2 separate regions of the Homo sapiens genome follow, and region 2 is linked to region 1. A link is an interaction called in ENCODE POLR2A ChIA-PET data of the cell type or tissue named here. Cell type or tissue: K562. All regions are shown on one strand.

Region 1 (5,000 bases):
TGACAGAGTGAGACTCCATCTCAAAAAAAAAAAAAAAAGGAAAAAGAAAAGGAAGACACAGAGAGGGTACACAACCTCCCCAGTGTCACACAGCACATCAGGGGCAGGGATAGGTCTCCCCACTAACCAGCTGAGGATTTGGGGGGCAATTACTGGAAAGGCAAGGCAGTGTTCAAGGCGCAGCTTGGATGCCAATGTCTTGGACTTCCGTACATTAGTGATTTGCGGCAACTGATGAAAATATTTCAAACTGAGACTATTTTAGAAAAATCCTATTTTACATATTTTGTCATCGTATTCATAAGATTAATAATAACAAACCTTTTCATAGACCTTATTATGTGCCAGGCATTGTTCTAAACACTTTACCTATATTAACTCACTTGATCCCCACAACAACCTTCAAGGTAAGCACTATTATTATCCCCATTTTACAGATGACAAAACAGAAGCACAGAGAGATTAAGGAGCATGCCCAAGGTCACACAGCCAGTAAGTGAGCGAGCCAGAATTCAGCCTTACTTGGGGATGTTTCTGTCTCCCAGGACTAAGCATAAACTCCTCAAACAGGAGGCAAGACTGGAAACAAACCACCATTTGCCCTCTCTGCAATATGTACATTACACAGACACATTATACTTTTGCAGATGAAGGGATTGCGTGCAGCTGCTATTTGATTCACACTCACTACACTCTGTTCCCAAATGTTATTTCATTGTATCTGCACCACGGTTCCCAGTGGGAGGGCTTCCTATAATCATAACTTTACAGGAGAGGTGAGGTGACTTGCCAGAGGTCACACAGCAAGAGAATGTCACATCTAGGGTCCAAGTCTCTTCTGATCTTTGCACGGTATCTTGTAGCCAGCCCTGCAGTGCAACTCACTTGGGGCTTGCAGTGGCAGGGAGGGGAGGATCCCAGATTCAAGACCTGGCATTCAAGACCTGGCTCTGCCCCCGGCCAGGTGGGCGCACCCTGGCCACCCCCACCCATAATCCCCTCCTTCAACTCATCCTCAAGACAGGGCATTGGCCAATCCCGGCTCTCCCCACTCCCCTCCCCCTAGCAGAGGATGTGTCCATTGTGCAGATGGCCCCACGCAGGCCCTGTGAGAGGAGGCTGAGGAGGCGCCGGGCTGTGGGAAAAGGGACAATGAACTTGTAGCTTGCTGGGCAGCGGCCAGCACAAGCCGAATCCCTGGGTGGCGGGCGCAGAGGGCTCAGATCAGAGGAGGAAGGACGCGGGTGTTCCCAGAGACAGTGCTCAGGGCAGCTGGGCTCCAGATAACAGCGTTCCTCGCATTCCCAGAGGACGCTCCAGCCGGCCACAGAAGGCTCCGGTGGCTTTTGCGTTTGATCTCCGCGGCGACCTTGGGACATAGTAGGGCAGGGCTGACGCCGAGAGCCCCAGACAGGAAACTGGGGCCTATGGAGGTGAGGTCCCACCCAAGGGCATGCAGCTCAGCAGGCCCCCATTGACCTTGGGCACACCACCTCACCCGTCAAATGGGGACCATCCTGGTGAGAGCCTACGTCACTGGAGGAACAAGAATTCAGTGAGACAATAAACAAGGAGAGAAAGACCCAGGGCCTGGTACGCATTAAACAATAGGTGTTAGCCAGAAGTAACAGTGATCACGAGTGTGCCGGGCACTGCTCTAAGCACTTTACACGCAAAGCCATCTGGTCCTCACACCAACGCCCTCATTGCTCCCAGTGTACAGAAAAGTCAAGGAACTGGGCCAAGGTCACATAGCTACTAACAGGACCCAAAGAGGAAGAGGGAGAAACTCTATGGAGCAACTACTACGCGCCGGGGGCTTTTCACCCAGTCTTCGAATTCCAGTGAAGTGCAAATGATCAGCTCCGGCTCAGGAGGAAAAACCAAGGCTCAGAACAGGAGGGAGGTTCAGGGTCACAAAGCAACCACGTGGGAGCGCTGGGATTCAGGCCAGGTCCGTCCAGCTCCATGTCCAGTGTACGTGCCACCCCCATCTCAGTCACATGCCAGGACAACCTCGGTCACCAATGGCAGAGCTCGTGCCTCAGCCATCCCAGGCACAGGGAGCCCTGCCTCAGTGGGGCTGCATGAGCTCACTCTGCTGGGGTGTAGGGGGATGGCGGTGGGGGGGGTGGTTCTGGCAATGAGAGCTGCAGGAAGCCATGCCTGGCTGCTGCCCTGTGGCTGGTCCTCATGTCATGCTGCTCTCTCAGCTCCCTGTGTACTTTCCCGTGATCGCAGCTTCCTGGGGGCCTCTTGTATCTAGACAGAGTGCCCGCTCCACAAAGTGAGGGGCTTCAGTCACGTTGGCCTCTCCCTCCTGGGTCAGCTCCTCTGGGCTTATAATTTTGCACAGAGAGGCTGAGATCAGTGGGGGCAGCCCAGGGTTACAAGTCAGAGTCCTCGCTGAATATTCAAGGGCTGTTTCCTTGGCTGTAGAGCAGGGATAATAAACTCCATTCTGCCTCCAGTATCAGCGTCTTAGAAGGGAAGGAACCTGGCCGGGCACGGTGGCTCACGCCTTTAATCCCAGCATTTTGGGAGGCCGAGGCGGGCAGATCACAAGGTCAGGAGATCAAGACCATCCTGGCTAACACAGTGAAACCCTGTCTCTACTAAAAATACAAAAAATTAGCCAGGCGTGGTGGCGGGCGCCAATAATCCCAGCTACTCAGGAGGCTAAGGCAGGAGAATCGCTTGAACCTGGGAGGTGGAGGTTGTAGTGAGCCAAGATCGCGCCACTGCACTCCAGCCTGGGTGACAGAGCAAGACTCCGTCTCAAAAAAAAAAAAAAAAAAAAAAAGGGAAGGAACCTTGCAAATCAAAAGGTACAATGCAGAAGTTTCTACGGCTCTCCACTGCACTCCCTCTGGTGAGTGGAGTGGACATCTACTGTCATTTTTGGCCACCCAGAGTCTGTTTCCCCTTCCTAACAATACCACCAAGTTTCCTTGGGAAGTGACCCTCCCCCTTTCAGCCTGGTTTGGGTGGGACTGATCCCGCCTCCAGCTCCAGGTGGACCCTGACTGGCTCCAGCTGGAAGACTCTGTCTGCTTGCTGGGTTATGAGGGTGTGAAGTGGTGGGGAAGGGCACTTTGTATAGCCTGAAGAGGAAGCAACCTCTCAGAGATGGACTAGAGAAAGGTAGAGACCTTGAGTCTTTGATAGCATCACTTGGGCTCCTAGATGCAGCCATGCCTGAAGCCTTCCTCTGAACATCCTGGCTACATGAGCCAATTAATTTCCCCATTGTGCGTCTTGGCTTTTCTGTTACTTGGAACACAGAGTCTGACCTCAGAACTGCAGCTCAGCCAGTTTTTCTCAGCGCTTTAGATTGTGAGCAACCAAATCAGGTCATTCATATTCTGCCAGCTGTTTCTGCCAGAGGAAAAATCTTGCAAACAAGCTAAAGCTGACAAGTTTCAAGTATGTGGTAATGTAAGAGTCCAACTTCCTACAAGTCACTTTCTACTTGGAATCTATAAACTTCTAGAATTACAGAAAGTTTTGGGGCTGGACTTGTCTAATAGCCCTGCAGGACTCAGATCCTCACTTTCTGACAGGTTGTTGTCCATTGAAGTTTACAACCCTTTGACCACCAGGTTCCATGCATCTATTGTGTGCCAGCCCTGTGACAGGACTTGCAGGTACAAGCTCTGCCTTCCAGGCCCTTCAGTTTGGTAATGACTGGTTATAATTCACCTTTCTAGTAGGTTTTACACAAAAGGCCTCGGAGGGAGAATACCACTACACCCATTTCAGAGGAGAAAGTAGAGACTCAGCAAGGTGAAGTGACTTGCCCTAGGTCCCTCTGCTAAACAGGGGCAGGGCCAAGCCATGTCTCCAGATCTGCCTGGGCCCAGTGCTACTGCTTTTTCTCCTAGTCATTGGAGTGGAGTGGGCTGAGGCTATCATTTCTTTGAGAGTTTGTTCCACTCAGGAGCAGTCAGAGTGGTTTAAAAAGCTAAAGAAAACGAGAAAGCTAAGTGTCATGAGCTTCCTGTCTGCCTGAAGGTCTTGACTTCTTCAGAAGCCCCAGTATTTGGCCCATCCAGCTTCACTCTCCTTTCTTTTTTTTTTGAGACAGGGTCTTGCTCTGTCATTCAGGCTGAAGTGCAGTGACACGATCATAGCTCACTGCAGCCTCAACCTCCCGAGCTCAAACGATCCTCTTGCCTCAGCAAGAGACCAAGTAGCTGGGACCACCGGCGCACAGCACCACGTTCGGCTGGTGATTTTATTTTTAGTAGAGACAAGGTCTCGCTATGTTGCCCAGACTCTCAACCTCCTAAGCTCCAGCAATCCTCCTGCCTCAGCCTCCCAAAGTGCTGGGACTCCCGGGTGAGGCCCCACACCCAGCCAAACTTTCCTCTCCTATATGGCTCGCTGCTTGCAGGCTGTGGCCAGAGAGGAAACCAGCACTGCCCTGAAATCCAGACCCCAAATGCTTTCATGGGAGACCTCGTCACCCCAAGTGAGCTGTCCCAGCCTTTCTCAGGCGTCTGCCCTATGTCTCTAAGATCCAGCTGATCTTGACTAAACACCTTCTATGCCTAGGGCTTTCCCTATATGTTATTCAACCAACATTCGCTGGAACACTGTTTATTGAGCAGCCACAATATGCCAGGGGCTGTTCTAGGTGCTGAACATAACAGCCCAAATCCCTGTCAGTGTGGCAGGCAGACAACAAGGAAGTAAGTAAAAGCAATAGAACGCCAGGTGGCGGTAAGTACAGCGGGGAAAAAGAAGGCAGGGAGGAGGACAGGGAGGTTTGCAGTTTTAAATAGAAAGATCAGAGAAGGTCTCACCAAGAAATCATTTCACTGTGGCCTTGCAATGATCCCACACAGGCCAGAACGTGATTCCCAAATCACAGATAAGGAGGGATAGGGTTTCAGGATAACTCTCAAGTCCATGCATGTCAATACAACCAGCGCAACTGGATTCTTGCCCAGGGCCTCCTGTCTCCCTCGTGCCCTCTCCCCTAACTCTACCAAGGG
Region 2 (5,000 bases), 58 kb before region 1:
ACTGAGCAGGTTAGACCCAGCCCCTCAGCTTGTGTTTGGTGGGAGAGGGTGGGGGTGTGTAGAGGGCTGAGCTGATTCCTCCCTGTTCTTCTGTCACCTCTCTGGGGTGGGAGCTATGTATCTGGGTTTGAGCCCCCTGGTCCTCAGTTGCTGGGTGACTTGGGCAGGCCACGGCCCTTCCCCGTGACCTCTGCCCTTGCATTGTTGGAGGATTTGATGGGAGTGTGAAAGGGACTTGGCAGTTGCCAGGTGGGGAGAAGTTTCAGGGGTTCCCAATGGGATGGAAAGACCTGGAGCCTGGAATTCCAAGGGTGGGCCCCTCCCAGGGTGGGGTTCTCTGAGGCAGGGACTTGGCAGAGTTGGGGCACACTGGTGCCAGCCACCCACCATGCCATGTTTCATGGTGTCTCCATCCCCCTTTGCCCTGCAGATGAGGCCACAGAAGCACAAGGGGAAGGTGCCGTGTCAAGCCCAGGCAGACGAGACCTCTGCCCTGAAGACCAACACCAGCCCGTGGGCTGCCCCCTGCCTCCCCACCCTCCCCATGGCCCACCCATCTGGGCTGTCTCTGCAGGGCAGAGCCGTCCAGACCTGGGATCAGGGAAGCTGCTGGCATCGTCCCCACCCCCAGCCTGGGGGTCTGGGCTGGGGCAGGGATTGCTCAGTGGAAGCAGGACTGGGGGTCTGGCTTGCCCCCTCCCTGGGCCTCCATCACCCCTGAGCATCCCTCTGGACTCAGAGGGAACAAGGTGGGAGAGAGAGTTTGAGACAGCTCCGTGTGGAGAGCTTAGCCCCTGGAGGCAGCACAAGGAGGATGTGATATGTGGGGGAGTGAGCACTGGGTTGGGAGCCGGGTCCTGGTTTCCAATTTGGGTTCTGCTGTGTGACTCTGGGCAAGTCACTCTCCCTCTCTGGGCATGTCTGCTACAAATGGACAAGATTATTTCAGAGGTCACTGAAGACTGTGATTACATGCACCTGCCTTAGAAGGTAGGATTTTCTTCCCAGGGACCTCCTATCACCCTACCCTGCTTCTTGAGGTCCCTGGAGCCCCAGGTGGGCTGAGGGGCAGGGAGCCGGCTGTGCCCAGTATGCCTCCTGGACCCTCCAGTTCTGCCACAGGTCTGCCGATGCCCTGTCCACTGCCTACACATGACAGACAAGTAACCCCCTCATGGGGGATGGGGACCTACCTGGCTCCTCAGCCAGCACCCAGCTTAACCCCTGCCATCCCATGCTGGGCCCTCCAGGCCAAGAGTCTCAGCTGGCCGAGAGTCCAGGCCTTGCCTCCCCCGACCGCCATGGAGGGGGCAGCCCGGCACAGCTGCTGGGAGCCCTTGTGTGTCTGGTCACACTTTTTAGGCGTCACGCCAAAGGCCAGCCTCCTGGCCCCAATACCCATTTTGGAAGCCCCTGTGGCCGTGTGGATGTCGGTAACAGTTGTATAAAATAAATTCTATTTATCGCTATTGTACCCAGAGTTGGGCCTGGCTTTGTGTGAACCGTGGCCAGATTGACCCCAGACAGATGTCCAGGGATGTCAAGGTGGCAGGGAGCAAGCCTGTCCCCATCAGAGCTGCTGGGCCTGGGGACACCTCCAAAGCCAAGCCACCAGCTCTGTGAGCACCGCCCGTGGTTTCCTCCCCGGGGTGCTGTCCTTCCCTGCATCCTGGGCCCCTTCCCCACTGCAGGAAGAACATGGCTGTGCTGTCAGGCAGACCTAGGTTTGAGTCCTGGGACCGTCTCTTGTTAGCTGGGTGGGTGGCGTTGAGAAACTTACTAGCTTCCGTGAGCCTCAGTGTTTCCTTTTGTAAAATAGGAGTGGTAGTGTTTCTCCCAAGGGTTTGTTGTGAGGATTCAATGAGCTGGTGCGTATCAAACATACAGCACAGTGTCTGGCACACATTAGGTGCTCAATTAATTACTTCCTTCTCCCTGTTCTCATATTCAGTGAATCCCCTGATATGGCCACAAGGCGGCGCCAAGGGACCACTTACGGGACCCGATGGGGACCCAGGAGACGGGGATGAGTCCAAGTCCCTCTACCAGGATCTCACAGCTGGGACAGTAGGACGAAGGGTGATGAGGGGCAGCCGGGGACAGGAGAGGTGTGCACAAGCAGGGCCTGGGGAGAGAGGCGTCAGGGAAAGTTCCTGGAGTTGCTCCCCGTTCCTGAGAAGGCCTAGGGAGGAGGGACGCTGCAGGAGGGGGCCTCGAGTAAAGGGCGGGGAGGCAGAGCACCCCTGGAACCAGGAAGGTGGCAGCCAGCTCTGAATGGTGGGAAGGTGACAATGGAGGGGACAGGGAGATGGGCAGGGATGAGGCCAGAGGCAATGTGGCCTTGAACTCCCGACGGAGAGGCCAGGGCTCTGCGCCAAGGGCAGGGGGAGCCCCAGGCAGGAGCGGTAGTTGCTGGTGGAGGCTGCACCAGTGGAGGGAGGAGGGGACCAACGAGGTTGTTGCTGGGGTAAGAGGGTGGCCAGGAGGACGCTGAGAAGGACACCAGGTGGGCCTGAGCAGGGGGACCAAGCGCCTGATGGGCTGTGGGGCTAAGGGGGGAATCGGGTGGCTCCCGGGGGTACAGGCTGGGTGTTGGGTGAATGAGGGGACTCTCCCTCTGGGGCAGGACCACGGAGGAGAGCAGGTCTGCGGGGTGGCTTTGGGGACATTTGGGAGTAGGCACCAAATTGGGCCCCGAAGGGATGAGCCGTGCCTTGGCCTCCCTGACAGCTTGGCAGTGCCCCCTATCCCCTGCTGGCCCTGCCCCCTTCCCAGGATGATGCTGAAGGAACCCCAGGGGTTTGTCCAGGGAGTGCCACACTTTTCCCGACAGGGCCCTTCTGTGACCCTCTGATGCCTCAGGCCACCCATGGGTGGTGACTCACACCCAAACCCCAGCCCCACCCAACTCGGTTTGGCTCTAGGCTGCTCTGGGCCCAGTGAGTCCCCTGTGAACTGCCCACCCATCAGCCGCACCCCTGCTCCCTATCCCTCCGCCGCAGTCCTCTGCCCTCTCTCCTCCTGCCCCACCTCCACAGGGCCGGCATCACAGTTCAGCACCACGGTTAAGAGCTTCTTCAGAATCAGCTCTGAGCTGCTTCGCCTCCTCGCGCTATGACCATGCAGACACGATTTTGGCTCCCTGGGCCTCAGTTTCCTCATCTGTGCAGTGGGGGTGCTAACAGCCCTGCCCTCGCTGGCACCCTGGCATGAGGATTAAATGAGGTGACACCTCATAAAGTTCTGGGTGCAGCCCCAGCACGTGGTGGGCTCAAAGAAGAGAGTGTGCATACCGCAGGAAGGGATCAATGACGTCCGTAATTCAGAACACGTGGGGTCCGCTCAGTGCGTGGAGGACGCCCACCTGCCACTGGGCCCAGCACAGGTGCCTAGATGTGAGGCTTTGGGAATGGACGGCGTCAGGTGCTTCCCTGGGCCTCAGCTTGCCAGGTTTACCTGGGGTGACGATGCTGCCATAACAGAGCTGGGGGAGGTCTCCGGCTTGTCTCCCTGTACTTAGCAATGCACCCCCACTCCACTCTATCCCACAGCTGAGACAGAGCAGCAGGGGCTGCTGTGGCAGAGCAGGTGGGCAGCTTGGTGGGCAGAACCTGCCTTTGCCCCATCCCTGTCCAGCTGGTGCCAGGCCGTCTGCGGGAAGGAAGGCCTTGGGGCTGGGTTTCACCCTACCGCATCCCTCCAAGCTCCGAGGTGGGGTCAGGGGAGGCTGGCAACGGATCGGGCCTCTGGGATCAAAGTGTCCGGTGCTATTTCTCTTGTGCCCGCGCCAGCTCTGTGCTCACCCTGGGCTGTGAGGTGGGAGGGCGAGCCGGGACACTCTGACTCGAGGCTGGAATTAGAACTTGGGCGGGGGGTACCAGGCTCCGGGAAGCGCTGGACTCTGCTTAGAAATTACTCTGGTAGTGGAAACAGCAGCCGGGGGGTTCCTCCAGACACAGGAGGGAAGAGGCCTCCCGTGGAGGGACCTGGGTGCCTGGAAGACGTGCCCTCCCCCATCTCCCCTACCTCACAGCAGGGGCCTCCTGTCTCCAGGAGTCTGTTTCCTTACCTGGAGAATGAGGACAAGGCCCCTACCTATTGCTCTGAAGAGGCTGTCTTGGCCTCTAAGGTACCTGGGATGGCTGCTGGCACAGAACCCGTGCCCAATACAAGGGGGTCCTCCCCTACCCACCCCCAGCTGGGGTGTTCTTGGACCTCCATGGCCAACCCTGGGGCAACTTTGCCAAGGAGATGACCGCAGGCCCGGGCCGGCCGTGCCAGGGGACTGGGAGCTGGACGTTCTCTGCTGCTCAGGCCACAGGGGGTGCTCAGCCAGGGACCCTGGAATGTGGAGGTCCCTCCCTTCTTCCCTGCTCCCGCCTTGCCAAGGGGATGGAGCCTCCTGAAATAACCAGATCTGGTTAGCGAGGCTAATTTTAAAAGCCACTCTGGCTGCCCCATAGGCCGTTCTGGGAAGCCATGAATGTCCCTGTGTTTGCCCCTGGGAGGCAGGGCGAGGGGAGAGCCCTGGGGCTGAGGCCGGCCTCTGAATGGACTCCCACCCCTGCCTCCCAGGGCCGGCCAGTCTGGGGCCCAACGTTGGGGCTCAGGGACCCCACCTCTCCTCCACCCCAATCCACTCAGGCAAATCCTAGTGGGCTTTCAGGACCCTCCACCCGCTTCACTGGTCTCCTGAAGCAGCTCTGGGCAGGGATCCGGAAGCTCTCTGTCTCCCTCTCAGCTGTCTCCCCCTCTGTCTCCAGTGCTCAGTCTCTGTGGTGTCCCTTTATCTCTGTGTCTCTGCCTCTCTCTGTCTCTGAGTCTCGTGGTCCCTCTCTGCAGCTGTGGCTCTCTCCCCCTCTCTCCCTGGACCCATCACACAGGAGGCGGGATGCAGTGTTCCTAAGGGTCCATACGCTGGGCTCTGTGCACTGGGTGGTGGGCGGCTGTGCCCACCTAGGAGCTGGGGTTTCAGGTGCGGCCCAGCGAGGGAGGGAACT

The links. Peaks named below come from ENCODE experiments on the same cell type or tissue, not always from the same donor. Only the 100,000 strongest peaks of a DNase experiment are listed, where the experiment ranks them.
Region 2: POLR2A ChIA-PET joins it to region 1 with 5 read pairs; 4 of 35 experiments call an interaction of 5 or more read pairs at or near these places.

Annotation. Positions count from the first base shown.
Region 1 is chr1:21,534,695-21,539,694 of GRCh38, reverse strand. The region is part of intron 1 of ALPL (alkaline phosphatase, biomineralization associated); the gene reads right to left. Among named protein-coding and RNA genes, the nearest start is that of ALPL, 28 kb to the right of the region's middle. RefSeq lists enhancers at 1,203-1,721, 1,722-2,239, 4,675-5,000. In K562, CTCF peaks have their summits at 2,861 and 4,716 (motif pointing right); a DNase peak (open chromatin) is centred at 4,724; H3K27me3 peaks cover 2,674 bases.
Region 2 is chr1:21,592,695-21,597,694 of GRCh38, reverse strand. It overlaps RAP1GAP (RAP1 GTPase activating protein), which reads left to right. Exons shown (of 25, transcript NM_002885.4): 24 at 1-9; 25 at 431-1,474. Among named protein-coding and RNA genes, the nearest start is that of LINC02596, 8.7 kb to the right of the region's middle. In K562, a CTCF peak has its summit at 1,975 (motif pointing right); DNase peaks (open chromatin) are centred at 2,004 and 2,942.